Regions from separate parts of the Mus musculus genome. Here region 1 is linked to region 2. A link is a loop called in an ENCODE intact Hi-C map of the cell type or tissue named here. Cell type or tissue: heart. All regions are shown on one strand. Links, peaks and the distances in the headings refer to the core of each region. The heading gives the core; the rest is flanking DNA.

Evidence for each region. A loop is a pair of places that touch in the nucleus more often than their neighbours do. Peaks named below come from ENCODE experiments on the same cell type or tissue, not always from the same donor. Only the 100,000 strongest peaks of a DNase experiment are listed, where the experiment ranks them.
Region 1: it touches region 2 in a loop (2.3-fold over the local background); 3 of 42 quality-filtered maps call a loop at or near these places.

What each region holds. Positions count from the first base shown.
Region 1 is chr2:148,408,102-148,411,014 of GRCm38, reverse strand. Thbd (thrombomodulin) reads left to right here and starts at 2,827. Exons shown (of 1, transcript NM_009378.3): 1 at 2,827-2,913. In heart, for the core only: a CTCF peak has its summit at 1,629; DNase peaks (open chromatin) are centred at 1,634 and 2,094; H3K4me3 peaks cover 708 bases; H3K27ac peaks cover 536 bases.
Region 2 is chr2:148,677,921-148,680,833 of GRCm38, reverse strand. Gm46771 (a long non-coding RNA gene) reads left to right here. Exons shown (of 2, transcript XR_001783505.2): 1 at 1-9; 2 at 389-556. It also overlaps a transcript of Gzf1 not described here. Among named protein-coding and RNA genes, the nearest start is that of Gm46771, 1.6 kb to the left of the region's middle. In heart, for the core only: no CTCF peak of the experiment used is centred there; a DNase peak (open chromatin) is centred at 1,253; H3K4me3 peaks cover 2,234 bases; H3K27ac peaks cover 2,286 bases.

The DNA of each region.
Region 1 (2,913 bases), core at 170-2,669, 270 kb after region 2:
AGTATCCCTCCTGCGCCAGTCCGGAGTTTTTTCTCGTCCCGGATTTTCTCGTCCCGGAATTCGGCACCAATTGTTATTCGACGCGTTCTCACGACCGGCCAGGAAGAACACCACAGACCAGAATCTTCTGCGGCAAAGCTTTATTCTTACATCTTCAGGAAAAGAGAGCAAGAAGCAAGAGAGAGAGAAAACGAAAACCCCGTCCCTCTTAAGGAGCATTCTCCTTCGCCTCGGACGTGTCACTCCCTGATTGGCTGCAGCCCATCGGCCGAGTTGACGTCACGGGGAAGGCAGAGCACAAGTAGTCATAAGATACCCTTGGCACATGCGCAGATTATTTGTTTACCACTTAGAACACAGGATGTCAGCGCCATCTTGTAACGGCGAATGTGGGGGCGGCTCCCAACAATAGTCATTTGGGAAGAGAGAAGCTCAGTTGTAAAAATGCCCCCAGTTGATTGGCCTGTAGGCAAGCCTGTGGTGCACTTTCTTGACTGATGATTGATGTGGACGGGCCCATCTCCTTGTGGGAAGTGCCACTCTTGGGCTGGTTGGTCCTGGGTGATATAAGAAGACAAGCTGAGCAAACCATTGAGAAGCAAGGCAGTAAGCAACATTTCACTCTGGCCTCTGTGTCCGTTCCTGCCCTTAGGTTCACGCCCTGACTCCTCTGGACAATGAACCTTAAGCAGGAAGATGAAACAAACTGCTCTCTCCTCAAGTTGCGTTTGGTCATGGTGTTTTCTCACAGCCACAGAAACCCTAATTAAGGCAGTTGTCGTATTGAAAAGTCCCCACTCAGGAGGGTAACCACCATTTAATTCCATGCTCTCACAGCACTGAATAATCCCACCAGTTCACACTCTGCAGACAGTGCCTCTGGTCCATGCCCTGTTGTCTTCTACCTAGGGGATGCCCCTACTCTGGAACAGTGCCCCTGGAGGTCCCATCCCACATAAGAAAGCTGCCCCCTTCTCTAGAGGCTATCCCCTTGTCCAACCCCTAGTCATTCTTCTCTCTTTCCTAGGACCCAGGCATTGCTATATTTATTCCCATTCCCTCTGGAGTTTTCTTTCCTGGAGAGCTGAGGCAGCTTTGACCCAATAAAGACAACGTCAGTCAAGGGGGTGGTGGACTCTACAGGTCCCAGCTCTGGCTTGACAGAGACAGAGTCCCACATGGGCAAGCAGATGGAGGATGTTCCACCTGCTTCTTTTTACAATTTCAGTGCTTTCATTTCACCCTCTTTTTTTTTTTTTTTTTTTTTTTTTTTTTTTTTTTTTTTTGGTTTTTTTGAGACAGGGTTTCTCTGTATAGCCCTGGCTGTCCTGGAGCTCACTTTGTAGACCAGGCTGGCCTCGAACTCAGAAATCTGCCTGCCTCATTTCACCCTCTTGGCCACGCGTCCCTCTGTGAATGTTTTTCTCCACGTGAGGACACCGCAGCCTTCTGTTCTCATCTAAAGTCCGAGCTGTACTGAACCAGAGAAGCTATTCATTTGTAAGCCATGGGAACTTCGCGAGGCTTCCCACAGACGAATTTCCTAACCTTCAGCTTTGCTCCAGGCAGTCTGAGCTGCTCCGTAGCAGTTGTAGTAAGTAATGCTCTACTGTCCTTGGATTGGTCTAGAGTTCAACAGCACCGCCTCCTGGCAGTGGGGTGGAAGTGACTGCCACGGAGTGCAGGGTCCTCTTGGTGTGTGTGTGTGTGTGTGTGTGTGTGTGTGTGTGTGTGTGTGATGACGCGCACGCTTGGGGAATAGGCAGATGAGAGAGGTGGGGAGGAGGTGGCTAAGCTTTGATTTGAACACAGCCCTCCACATTCTTGGTGAGTGCTTAGCATCTAAAAGTCTTAAGTGACAGATTCCCTTCCTCCCCTCCCAGCTGCCCACAAGACACTCCTCTTCAATGCCCTTTGTGAGCAAACGGATTGTGTAGGCACCTCTATCTTTTGAGACTCTCAAATGACGATGGAAATGATCACGTCAAAAGGAACCAAGTAGGCTCTATTGTAGCTCATACAGTCTCCTTGCAAAGCCCCCTCCCCCCCTCCCCACCCCGGGGCCAGTTTCATTGAGGGGTCTGAGATAGGCTTGGAGGAAAACAAAACAAACCAGAACAAAGGAACGCAACACACCTTCCCCAGAGGATTCTGCAGGAATTGAACTGGGAAAGGGGGCCATGATCTCTGAGCCCAGACAAAACTTGCACGATGTTCTCAAGCAACTAGATAGGGTCTGGCCTTGGAGATGCCTGCTCAGAACAGGAGAGGAATGGAGACTGGAGAAGGGTTTGGGGTTATTAGACCACTCTCTCCTCTTGCTGCCCTAGTATTGTTTCCCCTGGCCTCCTCCAAGGTCATTTGGGACCTAAACCTCCGATTGTCAATGCAGCCAGGCTTCCTGAGTTCCTGCCTTGCATTTAGCTCACCTTTTTCAGAGTCTTGCAAGTCTCAGACACACCTCTACTGGACTTTTCTTTTCCCTGCCCCACCAACCGGACCATCTTCCAAACTTTGGTAGCATCTATGTGGAAGTGTGAGTGTGAGTGTGTGTGTGTTCGCGTCTGAGTGTGTGTACGTGTGTAGAGGTTTAAACACAGGCTACCCGCGGGCTATACCGGAGAGTCTGGGGCAGGAACTGTCGTCTTGCTGACACAGTTCTGTTCTGTGGTGGCGCCTGCAGGCCACGCCCGAGGGCCTCCCAACGCCCAGACAGACTTTTTAACTCATCGCGCAGAGGTGATCCCAGGCTGGAGGGCGGGCGCAAGGCGTCCGGAGAACCCAGTAATCCGAGAACGCAGCATCAGCCCTTCCCACCAGGCACTTCCTTCCTTTTCCCGAACGTGCAAAGAGGGAGGGCCGCGCATTTATAAACTGGAGCTTCAGCGGAGTGGCATGTTAGAGGCTGCCTCG
Region 2 (2,913 bases), core at 184-2,683:
GGTGCCTCGGTGGGTCAAGTCTTGGCGTAGGGCACGGCCGGGGTGGGATGGGAAGGCTGGCGCAGCTTTGTATTTCTTGAATCATTCCGCTTTAAATCCCACTCATGATCTTAATTAAAACCTGGTCATTAGAAAATCCTGCCTGACACTTCCAGTTCCCGGTAAATGTTGATCATGCTTCCACCTACTGCTAAAGCTTTACGAAGTCGCCTCCCTACTGCCACCAGCCAGCTAGACCTCTTCTTGCTGAGAATAGAATGTCTCTGGTCACTTCTTTCGTTGAACATTTAGTTTAGCGAAACAGTGCTTTTTCCTCCCTTTAAAATATATCTAATCCTCTAGAAAACTAACTGGCCTCTGTCTTAATACAGACCGTGTCTTTCTCTAGGGTGGAAGCCGGCTATTTCAAGTAGAAATGCCCACGAGATTGATAGCTCCTTCAACTTCCCAAATGCCTTGTTCTTTTAACTAGCTCCTGCTGCAAAGAGGCGATCTAGCCACTGAATTAAGCCAATTACCTGAAATAAAAGTTCTTACAAGGTGAAGTTAGTTTAAACTATGACTTCAATAGATATTGATGATTATATCTTGGAATACACGTGTGTGTGTGTGTGTGTGTGTGTGTGTGTGTGTGATAAGCCATAAACTGTTTTGCTACACAGAAGAATGAAATCTCGATTTACAACCCAGTTTGGAATATAAGTAAAACCATTTTGTGTGATTTGAAATAATGTAATGTTTTCAAGATGTGTTATGGAGCCAACCACATGGCAGCTCCTATGAGCCAAGCAGGCTTCGATATGCTGATGAACCAACCCTGAGCTGGGAGTCCCTTAATCTTTATAATAGCATGGTATTATAGGGAGTGTTTGTGTGAATAAACTGAGCATATTCAAAAGGGAAATCTATGTGTACGAAAAATGAGACAGAAGTATTTAAACTCTAGCTCAACAGGCTGAGACTGCTTTATTGGACCAGCAAGGGGCCCCGACATTTCTGTGGGATGAAAGTTGAGTGCATTTAGTTGGACTGGTGGAAAGGTATATATTGTCGTTCCTAAGCAGGGGGGTGGGGTGGGGGTGGGGGGCAATTAGGAGTTGCCCTGACAACCGCACCTCCTCTTCTGTCTCCCACTACTGGCTTCTGGGAGATGTCACCTCAGCCAAAGCCGCCTGAGGCATGGATAGTTTTCCCATCCAGATCCATGGGCCAAGTGAACAAAAGGGGTGTGGGGGAAAAGCCACCAATCCCTGAGCAGGAAAACTCACCAATCGCTGAGCTCCCCAAGCTCAGGATTTGAAATCCCAGAAATCCTGACCCCGGAAATCTCTGCCCTGAAAAGCTCCTCCCCTAAGAAATCCGGTATAACAGCTCCTCCCGCCCGCCCACCCCCCATCCCCCACCCCCGGTCTATGATTCAGCTCACTGTTGTTGCTTCTCCCTGGAGCCTGGAGCAGAGGCAGCTTTACTCCTGGAGTTTTCTAACGAAATCTATGTGAGGTTTGCTGTGCAGTGAGCTGTAACACTTTCCCTAGAACAGAGAACAGACAGCTGTTAGACTCCCAGTCTCCCCAGCAGAGCAGGCAGTGACATTTCTATAGGGCAAGTCTTTCACTTCAGAGCTGCAACACTTAACATTTATCTACACTTATATATCTACACACATCAGTGGGTAGCTACCAGGCTAAAGTGCCTGGCCAACTAGAGCTAAGGCGCAACCAAAGGAAGGTTTTATTAGCTTGCTTTAAGCATATGCATTTACATAGGCTTTCATCCTTAAGTCCCTGTTGGGTTCTGGCCCCAGGTTACACTTTGAACAATTTTAACAGAGAAAGGAGACTGAAAGTCTGGCTGCTTAGGCAAATAGTAGATTTACACAGCAAAGATACAACATTTTGTCAGAATTGTTTTAAGTACACCAGTTTTGTTGTAGCACTGTTTTGGTTTGGTTTTTGGTGCTTTGTTTTGTTTTGTTTGTTTGTTTGTTTGTTGAAGGGTTGTTACCCAGGGGCAGTACAGGGGACTTAATGATGGTTGTAATCTTGCATCCCCCCCCCCCACACACACACCTTGAGCTGCCTTTTACACATGTCTTTGGGGATGGATCTAAAGGCTGTAGCCAATTGTGGTGAACACACATTTGAGCATCCTAACATCCTAATTTTTTCTTCTAACAGGCCTGATTAATATACTACTACTTATCTTTGGGGGTGTTTTGGAGGTAACTCCTTTAGCTAAATTCCACTTGTGTGATTTAATGCCTTCTCTGAAAAATCTATTAGTAAATCATTTTTATAACGTCAATTCTATCACATAGTTTCTTCTACACCAATGTAACTAAAGTCTGGATTAAATCCTGGTCACCACTTTTCATTTGTGCCCCCTGTACTTGGCTCAGACTCCTGCTTGACTCTGCTGACCTCACTTCATCCCCCCTCGGTAAATCATTGCTTTACCCTTTCTTCAGATTATCCCGGATTTTAGAACTACATATCTGACCCATACACTTCTTTGTGCCAAGGGACTGAAACTATCCCCAAGCAATGGTAAGACAACACAGAGCCAAAACCTCACCAACAAGAAATCACCAGCAGATAAAGAATGCTACTAAACAATTCTCATTAGAATATGAGTAGGGTCAAATTCTCCATCGCGCGCAACCACTGTTGGATTGATATCCCGCAGCGCTTTGTCCCTCACACTGGGAGACTCAGGCAGCCACTGAGGCCCAGGTCTCTTGGCTTGCCGCCTAGTTTCCCGGGGAACCATCTTGTAATTGGCTCTGGGTGGTCGCGTGGTGATGACGTGACACCCCACCCCAGTCCTAAAGGTATGGCGCTATAGTGATCTTAGCCCAGAAGTGAGAGGCTGTGCGGTCCTGACATCCAACCAAGCAGAGCAGCAGTTGCTACC